2 separate regions of the Mus musculus genome follow, and region 1 is linked to region 2. Evidence: chromatin loops called from intact Hi-C (ENCODE). Cell type or tissue: gastrocnemius. All regions are shown on one strand.

What was found. A loop is a pair of places that touch in the nucleus more often than their neighbours do. Peaks named below come from ENCODE experiments on the same cell type or tissue, not always from the same donor. Only the 100,000 strongest peaks of a DNase experiment are listed, where the experiment ranks them.
Region 1: it touches region 2 in a loop (5-fold over the local background); 27 of 42 quality-filtered maps call a loop at or near these places.

What each region holds. Positions count from the first base shown.
Region 1 is chr5:21,267,518-21,275,517 of GRCm38, forward strand. Gsap (gamma-secretase activating protein) reads left to right here. Exons shown (of 31, transcript NM_175437.3): 20 at 2,385-2,513; 21 at 3,039-3,097; 22 at 3,700-3,731; 23 at 5,465-5,526. Among named protein-coding and RNA genes, the nearest start is that of Gsap, 85 kb to the left of the region's middle. In gastrocnemius, no CTCF peak of the experiment used is centred here; a DNase peak (open chromatin) is centred at 4,059; H3K27ac peaks cover 3,872 bases.
Region 2 is chr5:21,416,031-21,424,030 of GRCm38, forward strand. The region is part of intron 1 of Ccdc146 (coiled-coil domain containing 146); the gene reads right to left. Among named protein-coding and RNA genes, the nearest start is that of Ccdc146, 4.6 kb to the right of the region's middle. In gastrocnemius, a CTCF peak has its summit at 4,778 (motif pointing left); no DNase peak of the experiment used is centred here.

The DNA.
Region 1 (8,000 bases), 150 kb before region 2:
GTCAGCCAGTAGGAATTGACGTTTCCAGGTCTGCACTGGCTTGCTTTCTCCATGTTCTGGAGGGTAACCACTAACAAAGGCAACAGCGTCTGTTTTGAGGGGATATATGGGACCCTTTGAGCATAAGCTGTCTTAGTGCATCCTATTAAGACTGTCACCTCAGTAAGCAACAGCTGTCAGGCCAGATGTAGCTAGCCCTGGACAATTATTTATAAATATATTTATCTTGGTAAGACTGTATTATTAAAAACTGCTTGATCCCAGTGAGGCAGGAGAGTACAATGGAGAGAAGACCACTGTTGCCAAGGTGGACATAAAACAGGGCACACATGAGACAGCCTGTGCTACATAAATGGCCTCATAGACCAGGATATAAAGTCCCAGTGCTCCCTATAGCGTTTGCCATTGAGTTCCCGACTCTTCTCCCAGCTCTGGCTTGCTTCCTTCTCTCAGAAAACTGTTTCCACATCTGCGGCTGTCCATGAGCCCCGTTCAGCCTCTTGTTCTAGAACACAGGAAGCTGGAAATCCCAGGAAATCTCAGCACTCACCAGACCCGCATATCTACAGACATCACCATGATGGCGCTCACCAGACTCCCATATCTACAGACATCACCATGATGGCGCTCACCAGACCCCCATATCTACAGACATCACCATGATGGCGCTCACCAGACTCCCATATCTACAGACATCACCATGATGGCGCTCACCAGACCCCCATATCTACAGACATCACCATGATGGCGCTCACCAGACTCCCATATCTACAGACATCACCATGATGGCACTCACCAGACCCCCATATCTACAGACATCATGATGGCACTCACCAGACCCACATATCTACAGACATTACCATGATGGCACTCACCAGACCCCCATAGCTACAGACATCACCATGATGGCACTCACCAGACCCGCATATCTACAGACATCACCATGATGGCACTCACCAGACCCGCATATCTACAGACATCACCATGATGGCACTCACCAGACCCCCATAGCTACAGACATCATCATGATGGCACTCACCAGACCCACATATCTACAGACATCACCATGATGGCACTCACCAGACCCGCATATCTACAGACATCACCATGATGGCACTCACCAGACTCCCATATCTACAGATATCACCATGATGGCGCTCACCAGACCCGCATAGCTACAGACATCACCATGATGGCACTCACCAGACCCCCATAGCTACAGACATCACCATGATGGCACTCACCAGACCCCCATATCTACAGACATCACCATGATAGCGCTCACCAGACCCCCATATCTACAGACATCACCATGATGGCGCTCACCAGACCCGCATATCTACAGACATCACCATGATGGCACTCACCAGACCCCCATAGCTACAGACATCACCATGATGGCACTCACCAGACTCCCATATCTATAGACATCACCATGATGGCACTCACCAGACCCACATATCTACAGACATCACCATGATGGCACTCACCAGACCCCCATAGCTACAGACATCATCATGATGGCACTCACCAGACCCCCATATCTACAGACATCACCATGATGGCACTCACCAGACCCCCATATCTACAGACATCACCATGATGGCACTCACCAGACCCCCATATCTACAGACATCACCATGATGGCACTCACCAGATTCCCATAGCTACAGACATCACCATGATGGCACTCACCAGACCCGCATATCTACAGACATCACCATGATGGCACTCACCAGACCCGCATATCTACAGACATCACCATGATGGCACTCACCAGACTCCCATAGCTACAGACATCATCATGATATCCTTCAACATTAAATATACAGTAGTATAGAGTTTTATTATTTCAAAAGTGGTTATATTCTTCAGTCACTAATAATTCAAAGATTTAAAAGCCAACTAATTCTGTTTTTTGAGAGAATTTAACAATTATTGTGAAATGAGTTTATGTTATCATTTTGATTCCTGGGTTTTGGAAGTGAATAAGCCTAGAAGGGAAGCCAGCCTGTTCCAGTTGTTCTGAGTTACAAGTACATTTCTGACGGGACACAGTGTGGTGACACCACCCAGGCCAGGAGAATCGCTCTCCAGGGAGGAAATGGCTTCCTGCTGAGCCAACCAACTTGGAAGTCCTTAGTTTTGGGAAGTGAATTGTAGTTCTCTCTATTGTAAATGGGAAGAGAAAAGAGGAGAGGCTAGGCTCTCAATTTGCAACTTCTCGTGGGTGTCCCTGTTCTGTGAAAGATGGAGTTGCTCGGAAATGCCAACACCCAAGAGGCATGGAGTGAGGCATGTGGTCCCTGCTGCAGGACGGCAGACAGTGCCTGCTGTTCAAGTTAATGCTTTTTTTTTTTTTTTTTTTTTTTTTTTGTCTCCAGGTCTACGGCTTGAAGGGGTACTGGGCAAAGCTGAACTCCAACCTTGAGTACATTAAGTATACAAAACCTCACTTGCACTATCACAACAGCGTCGTGAGGAGGGAATGGCATAACCTGATCTCTGAAGAGGTGAGCACACAGCTAGCAGTGGAGGCTGGCCCATGGTGGCCACGCAGTCCTCTGTCACCACCCGCATCACCTCACTGACAACCCAGTGGGCAGGGAGGACTGCTCTATACTGTTTGTTCTTAGAGGAGGAAATTGGAGTAGGGGGAGGAAGGCAAATGTGGCTCATTTATAGTCGAAGAGCAATGAGTGTACACTGTAGTACGTAAATCTACACACATGGCAGAGTGGCATAGAACTAGACACATACTGTGCATATCCACTTCCTGATTTTGATATTGTAGTGCAGCTATATCAGATAGAAGCATTAATGGAGAGAGGATGAAGGGTCCAAGGGACCCCTGTACTACTGTTGCATAGAGTTCTTTGAGAATAAAGTTTAATTTAAAAAAATGTGCTCTCCTTAACATGGAAAATGATATTATTTTTAAACCCTTTAATAGATTGCTATTTGTTCTTGCTGTTAATAAAAAAAAGCTATCCAGGAAAATCTCACCTTCCATTATCCTGACGTGTTCTCACCCCTAGAGAACGGGCAAAAGGAGATCCACAATGTACGTGAGGAACATTCTTGAAAACGCAATGAAGTAAGTATGATCTGGCTATCATGGACCTGGCTGGCTGCCTGTGTGGTCAACTCTCAAGGAACTGCTGTCCTTGGCTTCCTGTAGACCACTGGGTGCTGGAGTGTCTAGAGGGAGACACTTCTATAGGCACACACCCTATAGAGGACCACTTATGATGGATAATGGTAAAGTCGGCTTTTATAAGTGAGTACTGGCAATGAAAGACATAGTAGTTTGATTTGCTTTAATTGTTGGTGGGCTGGGTTGGTGGAACTTGCTCTTATTTTGAAAGCATATTCTCTGGGTAGATGAGTCATCTCAGAGAACTAAAAGTGCAGGCCTCAGTCCGGCCTCTGTTCTGTTTTTAGCCTTCGTTATTTCCAATAACTGACAGCTGCAATTTTTCTAAATAATTGCTGTTGTTGGCTCTAAAGGGCTTTGAGATTCGTAATTGCTTAATGTTCCTTTCAGTACACTGATTAAAGTTTTTGAGTTTTCAGGTAGCCAGAGAATGGTTTCTGCATGGTTTTTGGGGCTTTAGAGGGGAAACATCTGCATGGTGCTGTGGCTTGAAGTTTTTAAAGTGATGCTTCTGTTGGAGATAACACAGAATTTCTTTGCAGGGTGATTGCTAGCATGGAAACGAGGACACTGGGTAAGAAAAGACCTGTGTTAAAGTCGGATCTCGGTCGCAACCTTGTTCTTCCTAACCAATGGGTTGGCAAGAAAATCATTCCCAGCAGTACAGTGGAGAGTAGTGGATGGCAACAGCTCTTAGTTCACCCTGTCAGGACGACCACATAGCTCTGTTACTGTCTGTCTTAGCACTGGGACCTCCAGGGTCAGCAGCCAAGTATGTTTTTGCTGAAGGAGTCTCTGGGTCTTCTCCTCTCACAGCTGATCTAATTAGCATGGCTGCTGGCTGTACCCACAGGGTATACTTGGCAGGAGCTGCTTTCTCTCCAGCTGTGCTCACACAAGTCTCTGATGGGCCTTCTATTTAGTTCCCATCAGGTCATACCCTGGGTGTGGTCCTAGGGGAGCAAAGATGGGCCATTGGATAAGCAGTATCGTTCAGTGGCGTGGACACCTCCTTAGAGTCTAGAGCTAGCTGTCACATGCCAACCATAAGCTAGCTGTCACATGCCAACATTGTCCTTGGGGCTAGCTTGAGGGGAGAGTATGGACAGAAGGAGCCATTAGAGAATATGTAGTCAGGGTCTAGTGTGTAGGGGACAAGAGGCCTAGGCCAGACCCCTCCCCTTCGTGGAGGATAGAGGGAGTCTCGGGAGGCCTTCCAAGGCCAGGATTAGCTAAATTAAGTCTTGACAGCAAGGAGGGTTTACTCTGTGATAACTGAGGGAGAACAGTGAATATACCCAGGTCCAGGCCTTTGTGATTATGCTTCATGAAGGCCAGTCTTCATTATGGAAACTGTTTTTATCTACTCCTGTTTTATGGGCTTGGATGTTTTTCATATGTGTGGGGACCCTAATGAAAATTTAATTTGGAAAGGGCATAACAGCATGCTCAGCAGCTGTATACACAGCCCAGTGAACCATGAAGGTGATTTATCTCCACGGGGAACTGGCCTCAGCCTGAAGAGGGTGTGTTTACCAGACCATCCTTGCCTGTAGGCAGGGACTATACCCTACCAGACAGGGTCATCTTCCTGCTGTGGCTGACAGTTGTGGGAGGTTTTCTTGCTGCCTAGGGGATGTTTCGAAGCTCTGTGTGGCGCTAGGCATCTCAGGGCTCGTTAAAACTTTTCCTTTCTGTCTTGTGCTTTGATTCCCATGAGGAATGTTGTCATTGCCTAAAACTGAACACTGCAAATTAAGGTTGTTAAATGCATATTCTGAGTTCTCCCATCCTAATCCACAGGGTTAATTAAACAGGGTGGAGAAAGTGTTTATCTTGAAGGGCCTTAGAGCACCCATGCCTTTTCAAGAGGAAGCATCAGCCTGTGGGTTCTGCCTTCCTACCTGCTCCGGGACCTTAGAGATTCTGAGAGAAGAACCCAGTGGGACAGTTGTTAGGGGAGCTCTGGGAAGCCCTGCCTGCTAGCCTGCCCCTTCTGTCTTGTTAGGGCAGGATCAGTCAGAGTGGGGAAAGTGACATTTGGTTTAACTGTTTGTCCTTTCAGTCTGATGACTTGTACCCATCAGCACTGTCTTCCCTAGCAGTTGACTGTCCACCAGCTCAGTCGCTTTCATGGCCACTCACTATGGGCTCAGGAGGTAGAAGGGAGCCACATAGCCATACCCCGAGGCCTGCCATCCCTACGGCTAGGCCCCTTGAGGTTTAAGGGGCTCAAGTCGAGAACTGGCTTGTATGGCTTTAGCCTACTTCCTGAACACAACCCTTCCCTTGACTGTTCAATTTCAGAGCCAAGATTAATACCATTCTTACAAGAGGAAGACCGGCACCAGAGGCTGCTCATGGGCTTGGTAAGTAGTCTGTGGGCTTCAGAGTGCTGCCAGGCAGTGGTCCTCAGAGACAGTAGGAAGGACAGCTTCATTCTGATGGTCTTTTCTGCTAACTATTCACCAATGGGTGCTGCCAGGACTGTTGGCCTGGGTATCCAGCAGCAAGCAGGCATCAGTCACAGGAATAAGCATGCAATTATAACCTGTAATAAAGAACACATGAGTGCTTACATTCTGCAGTTCCAGACACACGCCCCTGCTTGTAGCTTTTACATGGGTTCTTGGGACCTGACTTCAGGTCTTTAGACTTGCAGGACCTACTTTCACCCACTGAGCCATACCCATCTGGTTTTGTTTTTTGACTATCAAATTGACAACAATTTTGTCCTGAAGTTATGATATTAACAAGGTTCATACATCTGAAAACGTTCCAAGTATTTTGGTGGTATCTTGTGAACGTATGAGACCCAACCAGTTCCACTTCTGGGAACTGAATCTGACTGAAAAGTTGTGGCTGTAGCCAGCCCATTCCCCTCTATCCCCCTTTACAACGACATTCCTGAATGACAGGACACTATCCCAGTGGCTGACACTCATGCAGACTTGTCTGTCAGACCTGTGTGTGCACAGGCATGGACCTGTGGACCTGTGCATACGTGTGTGTAGGGCTATTAACAACGGTCAAAGAAACATGTGGGACAAAGAAAAAATATCAACTTTAGTACTTTTCACAAAATGCATCCAGTCATTAAAGCTAGTGTAAAAAGTTTCATGACACGTGGAAATTATTACATGGAAAGAAACAGTAGAACACAAATGCATACCCAAGTAAGGCGGGGCTAAGATGTTCACACAGGTGAGGAACTATTACATCCTTTAAGTTTATTTAATTTTATATTTTATTCTGACTATTTGTTTGAGACAAGAACCATGTCTCAAGTAGCCCCCTTGAGCTCACTGTGTCTGACAGGGACCTGACCCTGAGTTCCTGACCCTCCTGCCTTAGCCTCCCGTGTGTTAGCATTATATGAGGGTTGTGCCAGGCATTCATTTACAGTAACTTACAGGCATTACAGGAAAGTTAAAGAGCACAAAAGTACACAGGGTTTTATAGAAGAAAACTGTTTAAAAAGCCCAATGAACTATCTCCCTCAAGAGGCTGAACTGAAATACAGTGGCATTGTGTCTTGCTGCTGAGGTCACAGAGAACCCACTAAGGTGGAAGATTTATGCATTTATTGTGCTCCTGTACAGTTCTCAGCAGTTGTCACCACACAGAGGTCTCTTTGGCATTAAAAAAGAAAGAAAGAAAATGTCTTGCTGAGTAGGGCAAGAGAGGGCAGGAGTGGGAAGAAGGGGAAGGAAAAGGAAGGAAAGAAGACAGAGGGCAGGGAATGCCAGCCTCTGAGGGGAGGCTATGGCTCCGAGCAGATACAGAAGCCTGGAGACACAAGAATGAATATTCATTACCTTTGCCTGTGAGGTGGGTGGTGCTGTGCAGAGGGGAATCCCTATGCCCCTTCCCAAGCACAGTCTTTCCCTGGAGCGCAGGCTCCCCGTGGAGCATGTTCTCTATGCGGAGCACAGGCCCTCCGTTGAACGTATTAACTCTGTGGAACACAGTCTTTCTGTGGAGCACTGTCTTTCCGTGGAGCACAGTCTTTCCGTGGAGCACTGTCTTTCCCTGGAGCGCAGTCTTTCCGTGGAGCACAGTCTCCCTGTGGAGCACAGTCTTTCCCTGGAGCACAGGCTCTCTTTGGAGCATGTTCTCTGTGCGGAGCACAGGCCCTCCGTGGAACATATTAACTCCGTGGAACACAGTCTTTCTGTGGATCCCAAAGCCTGTAACTTTGAAGCTGAAGGCTTCCGCGAGCATCCTTGAGGTTTCTCATCAGGGCCGAAGGACTTACAGTTGCTCCCTGGCTTTGGTTAAGAAATTACTCTTGTTACATCCACTTGCCCAAGCAAATAATAGCTGAGTGTTACTCCATTGTGTAAATGTACCACATTTCTGTATCCATTCCTTTGTTGAGGGACATCTGGGTTCTTTCCAGCTTCTGGCTATTATAAATAAGGCTGCTATGAACATAGTAGAGCATGGGTCCTTATTACCGGTTGGAACATCTTCTGGGTATATGACCAGGAGAGGTATTGTTGGATCGGTAGTACTATGTCCAATTTTCTGAGGAACTGCCAGACTGATTTCCAGAGTGGTTGTACAAGCCTGCAATCCCACCAACAATGGAGGAGTGTTCCTCTTTCTCCACATCCTCGCCAGCATCTGCTGTCACCTGAATTTTTGATCTTAGCCATTCTGACTGGTGTGAGGTGGAATGTCAGGGTTGTTTTGATTTGCATTTCCCTGATGATTAAGGATGTTGAACATTTTTTCAGGTGCTTCTCAGCCATTCGGCATTCCTCAGTTGAGAATTCTTTGTTTAGCTCTGAGCCCCATTTTTAATGGGGTTATTTGAATTTCTGGAGTCCAGCTTCTT
Region 2 (8,000 bases):
TCCTAAACTCCAATGGCTCACACTCTAAGAACAAGAATTGATAAATGGGTCCTCATGAAACTGTAAAGTTTCTATAAGGCAAAGGACATAGTTAATAAGGCAAATCAGCAACCTACAGATTGGGAAAAAAATCTTCACTAACCCCATATCCAATAGAGGGTTAATATGTAAAATATATAAAGAAATCAAAAAGCTAACAACTCAATCAAAAAATGGGGTATAGAACTAAACCGAGAATTCACAACTGAGGAATCTTGAATGGCTGAGAAACACCTAAAGAAATGTTCAAAGCCCTTAGTGATCAGATAATGCAAATCAAAATGATCCTGAGATTCCCTTCCACCTTACACAAATCAGAATGGATAAGATCAAAACCACAGGTGACAACACATGTTGGAGAGGATGTGGAGAAAGAGGAACACTCATCTATTGCTGGTGAGATTGCAAACTGGTACAACCACTCTGGAAATCAATCTGGAGGCTCTTCAGAAAATTGGAAATAGATCTACCTGAAGACCCAGTAATACCACTCTTGGGAATATACCCAAAAGATGCCCCACCATGCCACAGGGGCACATGTTTGACTATGGTCATAATGGCTTTATTTGTGATAGCCAGAAGCTGAAAACAACCTAGATGTCCCACGACAGAAGAATGGATACAGAAAATGTGGTTCATTTACACATGGAATATTATTCAGCTATTAAGAATGAGGACATCCTGAGTTTTCCAGGCAAATGGATGGAACTAGAAAATATCATCCTGAGATAATCAGACCCAAAAGGACATGCATAGTATGCACTCACTAATAAGTGGCTATTAGCCAAAAAATGTACAGAATACCCAAGGTACAGTCCACAGAACTCAAAAAGTTCAACAAGCTTAAGGGCCCAAGTGAGGACACCTCAGTCCCACTTGGGAGAGAAAAAAATCAATCACAAGGGGGGGAGGGACCTAGGAGAGAAAGGGAATTGGGGAGGGGGGGACATGATCTGGTATTGGGTGAAGGAAAATGACTGAAGTCCTGAGGGCCAGCAGAAAGAATGGAAACAGGCAATCTTGGGAGGTAGGAGGTTGGGGGGACCCTCCAAAATATACCAGAGATCTAGGAGGTGAGAGACTCTCTTGATTCAAAGAGAGGGATCTTAGATGAAATGCCCTACAATGGGGAGAGGAAACTTATAGAGACCACCTCCAGCAGGAAGACAGAGCATCAAGTGAGGGATGGGGTTGTCATCCCACAGTGAAAACTCTGACCTATAATTGTTCCTGTCTGAAAGAACTGCAGGGATGGAAATGGAGAGGAGCCTGAGGGAAAGAAGGTCCAGCGACAGGCCCAAAGTGGGATCCAGCTCAAGGGGAGGTCCCAAGGCCTGAGACTATTACTGAGGCTATGGAGCACTCACAAAAAGGGACCTATCATGACTGCCCTCCAAAAGACCCAACAAGCAGCTGAAAGAGTCAGATGCAGATATTTGCACCCAATCAGTGGACAGAAGCTGCTGGACACTGTGGTTTAATTAAGGAAAAGCTGAAAGAAGCTGAGGAGGAGGGTGACCCTGTAGGAAAACAATCCTGTAAGAGAACCAGCAGTCTCAATTACCCTGGACCCCCAAGATCTCTTAGACACTGGACCACTAACTAGGTGGTCCAGCTGATATGAGGCCCCCAACACATATACAGCAGAGGACTGCCAGGTCTGGGTTCAGTCAGAGAAGATGCACCTAACCCTCAAGAGACATGAGGCCCCAGGGAGTTTAGAAGTCTGGTGAGGTGGGGGTGGGGGTGGAGACATCCTCATGAAGACCCAGGGCAGGGAGGAGGTATGGGATGTGAAACAGTCAGAAGGTAAACTTGGAAGGAAATAAAATCTGGAGTGTTAAAAAAAAAGAGTAAATAAAATTTAAAAAGAATTTTGCCATTTATCTGTTTCATAGGCTATCACCTCTTCAAATGGATGCAAGAGACTTGTTTTCCCACTCATATTTGAGAGATATCTGGATTGGTTCAAAGTTTTTCTAGATAATGTAAATAAACCTATTATGAAGATGGATTTGTTGATTTTTTTTTCCTATTGAAAACTGGTCAGACTGTTTCTGATATGTTGGATTTGTTGGGTAATTTTTGCTTGGATGTTGAATGTTTTAAATACTATTCTGTAAAGCTCTGGGTCTCCTTAAGACTTACTCAGTTTGTTTGCTGTTTATAGCCATGCAGTTTAGTTACACTCAGACCACAATTATCTGCCTTCTGTGGAGAGTGGTTGTAATGTTTTCTTTCCAAAGCCTTTGTTATGTGGAATGACTTTTTATATAAATGCAAAATTCAAAGTTGTCTTGAGAGCTGGGTGTTTTACTGCTGTCAACTTCTTCAAGTCTTAATTAAATTTTTGGCTGTCTTCCATGTTTATGCAGAGGTGAAGCCCATTTTGGGTGTTTGTAGAGATCAGATGTAAAATCAAGCATCATTTTCCCGAGGTCTCATATGAAATTCCCTTGTAACTCTTCCTAGCTTGTTGTGGTTCCTTTGAACCTGAGAGACCAGGTTCTCACATAACCTTACCTTATGTTGTCATTTAGTGCCCAATATTTCAGTCCCACAAGGCCAAGTAGCAAGAAAAAAGAAAAGAGCACGGGTATCCCCTATATCTTCACCCCACCCCAGTCCCCACCCTTTTTCTCTATTAAAGGCTCAGTGTCTGTCGTACTTTTGGGTGTCTGTATGACCTGACAATGCCAGTGCAAATTTGAGTGGAACTGGCCTTGGGGCAGGACCAACAGAACAAAAGCAAACCGGATTTCCCTCCAATTTCTGCATCTGAGTAGTCTTTTGGTCCTCATTTCAGTTCAGCCCACAGGAAGGACACAAAATAAACAGAGGAAAAAAAAAAACCCACAACGAAAGTATCTTAATTCTTAAATTGAGATTTTGCAAAAATATGTTCAGTTCATTATACATTTCCTTTTACCTTATAGTTTGCATTCATTTCCTATATGAATGAGCTAGTTTATTTTTAAAAAGCTAAAACCTAAAGACAAATGAAATGGTTAAAAATTAAAAACTTTCCCATGACCAGAAAACTAAAAGGCTTTGAATGAAGCTGCTCCTCACCAGCCAGGAGGGAATCATCCTAACTTAGTTGTGAAAGGACTTCCTCAACAGTTAACTCCTATTGGAGATGGGAGACCAATAACAGATATAGAGGCCATGGTAGGAAAGAAAGCCCAAGAGAGGGAGACCACAAAAGAGAAACAGCAACATGTAAGTTGTACACAGTGTAACTGAATTTCAAAACAGTTCAAAGATGTAACATTGAAACTAAAAAAGAACTACAACACACAGGGCAATTTTAAAGAGAAAGCAGATTTGTAGAAAAACCAAATCAACCCCCCAAAAGAAGACACAGCCATTAGGAAGAAAATGTGGGGTTAGAGAAATGGCCTAGTGGTTGCTTTTGAAGAGAACCTGGGTTGGATTCCCAGAATCCACATGAGAGCTCTCAGGGGATCTGACACCCTTTTCTGATCTTTGTAGGCACCAGACACTCATATGGTACCTAGCATAGCCACACATTCAAGCAAAGCATCCAAACACATAAGAAAAAATAAACCTAATTTAAAAACTAAGAAAACCCTATAGGGACATTCCATACAAGATTAGCTAAAACTAGGAAAGAATTAGCAGACGTGAACACAGATTTGAGTACACAATCCAGGATGATGTACAAAGACTGAAGAGATGCACAGCATGCAAACACAGCTAAGGGGCACACATGAGAGAGTGCAAATTTCACACATATCCAGATATTTGGCTAAAGAGATGGCTTAGCAGTTAAGGGCACTGAGTTCCAGTGGTTCTGAGTTCAATTCCCAGCACCCACATGGTGGCTCACAATCATTTAGAATAAGTTCTGATGCCCTCCTCTGGCATGCCAGCGTATATGCAGATAGAGCACTGATATACATACATAAAATAAATAAATCCAAAAAACAAAACCAAGAAAGTGGATTTATTTTTGAGAAAAACAAATAAAAGCAAACCACAATACCAATTAATTCTCTCAGAAAGAAAAAAGATGGAACACTTTCCTCCTAATTTACCCTGATACCTAAAAGAAGAAAAAATGTCAAAGAAAATTTCAGGCTAATAGCTCATATAAAATAAAATACAAAAATTCTCATTGATCCATTAGTTGAATCTACCAACTTATACAGAAAAGATCACAACATGATTAAAGCTCATCCAGGGAAGGAAAAATGGTTCAATATTTAAATTATTCTGAGATATCACCACACCACAGTCCATTTCAAAACGACCATCTGGTCATCTCAATACAAACAGAAAAAATCATTTAAAATATAATATCACTCAAATAAAAAGTAAACCAGGAGTTAAATATCTTCAAAGGGGCATTGGAAAATTGTGCAGCCAACATCACGGTTGACTGTGAGATGCCAAACGCTTCCCCTGAAGTTTTAAATTGGCCAGCGAGCTCAGCTGATTCACAATTCACAGGTATGGTTAGCCTGGCAGTTTCACAAGGTGATTCCAAGTGGGTCCACCTGCGTATTCATTATATATTCTCAGAAGTGATAGCTCTTAGGTTTCTGAGTGTATTATTGTCTTATAAGAATAACAGAAACTGCAGAAGTTTTTTTGTTTGTTTTAAACATTATCTGTAATTCAGAATCGAGCACAGTTTGGTGGCCTTCATCCCTTTAACTGAGCTACTTAATCCTTGGTCTGATTACCTTTTCTTCTGAAAACTCTTCTGCCCTCTGCTGTCCATGAATTGAACATAAAGTAATAACAAAGTCACCACCTTTCACATTGATTTGGTAGGAGATTCTCTACACAACTGCATTTATGTTTGGATGCTAAGAAATTCCCTACATTTCTAAGACAGCCTTAGGCAACAGTACACACTAAGAAGGCCTTACTGTTTCTCTTCATTAAAAATGCCAAACATGATCACTACTGATAACATGCAAATGATGTAATCATCTAACCTCGTGGCTTAGAGATAGATAGCCATCATTATAAGGTGGTGTGCATCCTTCTGGAATTGTTTCTGTGATGTAATTCTATATTAAATATATTATTGCCGTTACAGAATTGAGATTGAACTAATACACAAAGGTTACTAAGTACTCTATTACCCAATATTATATTATGGATTATTTCAGGATATTATTTTTAGATTTCTTTATAATATTACAAATATAAAATTTATTTAAGCATTACTCTCTCATTTAGGGGCACTTAGATTTTTAAATTATTTCAAACTCTTTTAAGTGTTTGGCTTCAGACTCCAAGACAAGGGAGTGAGGTGCATATTTTAACATATCAAAGCAGATGTGGCCTCCAGGTTCTCCCAACATCCCTCAGTCCCTTCCTGGCATATCCTGCCTCCACCCCTGAAGTTTGCAGCCCAGGGGCTGGGCTGCCCTTCCCCCAGGGGCTCTTCCCTATATAATCCAGACATTTTCCTCTCTCTCTCTCTCTCTCTCTCTCTCTCTCTCTCTGTGTGTGTGTGTGTGTGTGTGTGTGTGTGTGTTTGTGTGTGTGTGTGTGTGTGTGTGTGTGTGTGGTGTGTGTGTGTGTGTGTGCTCTTTCTTTCCCTCTCTCCCCCTTCCTTGGGGTCAATGAACTTGCCCACCCAAGAGCAATAAACCGGAATTTAATATAATCTAATCTGGGTTGAATTGGCTCATCTCACCAGCAGAGAAATAATTTATTAATAAGTAGTCCTACAAAACAAAAAAATCTTGTACATTTGTAATTTAATGCTCTCATCCCCCCAGAACCACAGTTTTGGGGGTCATAATGGCTTCATCTTGTTTTTCTGAATCTTGTTTCTTCAGCTGTCATGCAGGGAGAAGAATAACTATCCTTCTTAATAGCTTTTTGTGAGAAAACCGTGAGATGGTACACGGGAACATACTTTGAAAACTATATCACTCACTTTTACAGGTAGACAAGTTTGATACTGACTAGCTTGTTAGGCATTGGTAACTAATATCTTACGTCACTCTTAATCTCTACCAGATTCTCGGGTTCCACCCTCATAAAAGCAGGAAGGTAGTCTTTCAGTACGTTTTAGTTCCTTTGCTTGAAAGTAATGAAATAATGACCGTGTCACAGATATCATGATGGCTCAGTTGTCAGTTCTATTAAGTTATTTTTCCTCAGAAAAGGAAAAGTGACTATAGGAACAGGATGATTTATTAAGGATGCATATTCGGCCCAAATATATGCAGCACGTCCACAGCAAATCAGAGCGCAGTTTCAACTTGCTTGTGCCTCTTTCAAATGTCAAAGTATGACTCTTGGGTTTTCATTTAAAAAAGATAACTTGAAGGCTCGTCTGAGTACGTACGTCCACATGGGACACAAAGCCAATGGCGCTACTCACTGAGTGAGCACTTGCTTATCATAAAGTCTATCTTATAGCCTACTGAGGCAGGAGAGAAACACGGGAACATGATGGAGAACTGGGAATAAAAGGAGCCCTCATTCCAGAGCCTGACCAGTGTGTCTCACCAGCTGAAGATGAAGAGTTCTAACACAGCTGTCAACATTATCGATGAGGATCACCAGTCTCTTACATAGTGATACTTTCAAGTTACATTGTTGAAGGAGCAATGGATCACATGTAAGGCCTAAATATATGTGTTCTTTCTTCTTTCTCAGCTATAAACCAACAGTTTTCTAGAAATCTTACCCAAAACCCTACTTCTAGTAAAGGACATGTTTTAATTCCCTTTTACAATTCTTGTGACACACAGTTTTATTTTAGGACTGTAACCCAATCCAAGACATCTCTAGAGTAATCCTATAATCTCACTTATTGAAAAAGAAGAAGAAGAGAAAGGTTTTAAAGAAGTTTCTTAGAGAAATCCTTTGAGGCATAACATGAGAGTCAGCAAAAGAGTGACTCTGGAGCACTTCTGCTAAGTCACTTAGGGCAAGCTCAAGGGAGCTTACACCTGTGCTCTTGGGTGTGTCTCTTTCTCTCCCTGTGTGATCAGTCACCTCTAGCAACCCCTGTGCTCTTAAACCCTTGTTTAAAATCTATTTTAAATCAACCCTCTTTCACATTAGCTTCTCCCAACATTTTTTTTCCAGCAAAGTCAAGGACAGGTTTCACCTTGGTGGAGGTCCTCAAGGATAGGGGCCTTCTTCTCAGATGGCTGACAGCAGGGCAGGGCTGTCACTGCCACCACCACTACCATAGTCTTCACTAAGAGAACAACATGGACGCTGGGGAGGACTTTAGCCTAGTCTATCTATCCATCTGTCACTTCAGGTTCAAAGAATTGGGGTCCCATATTTGGCTGAGAGTTTTGATCTTTAAAGGTATCATTTTATTTACTTATTGTGTATTTTATTTGTCACAACGTTCTCCGTATATAGTCCAGGTGGGCCTCAGATTTGAGATCTTTCTGCTTCAGCTTCCCAAACTCTGAAAACTTACAAGTGAACACCATCACACTGGACTTGCAATTAGTTAAATCTGTATGTAAGGAATTTAGGGAATTATTTGTAGAATGGGGAGAAGAATAGGCAAATATGGCTGAAATAATGTCCACACCCCCCATTTCCCATTATCTTTACTGCCTACTGAATAATAAAAAAAAGAGTTAACTTATAGAGTTATTTAGCACAGTCTGTCTTATATCAAAACTGAAGAAACATTTCTTGTGCCATAGATAATACAACAGGACCAGGAAAAAATTCTGACATCCCCTAACAAGTCTTATGATCCAGAGAGAGAGAGAGAGAGAGAGAGAGAGAGAGAGAGAGAGAGAGAGATTTTATTTTACCATTAAGGCCAAGGACCAGTTGCAGGGAAAGAGATCAAGACTGTCCTCTAACCAAGTTCAAATGTCTCCAAATCTCTTAGCAACGTAGACATATGCCATTCCTAAAATACTTTGTTTTGTATACTGTGCACTGCTTTGTTGTCCATTGTTTCATTTGATAAATGTGGTAAAAAC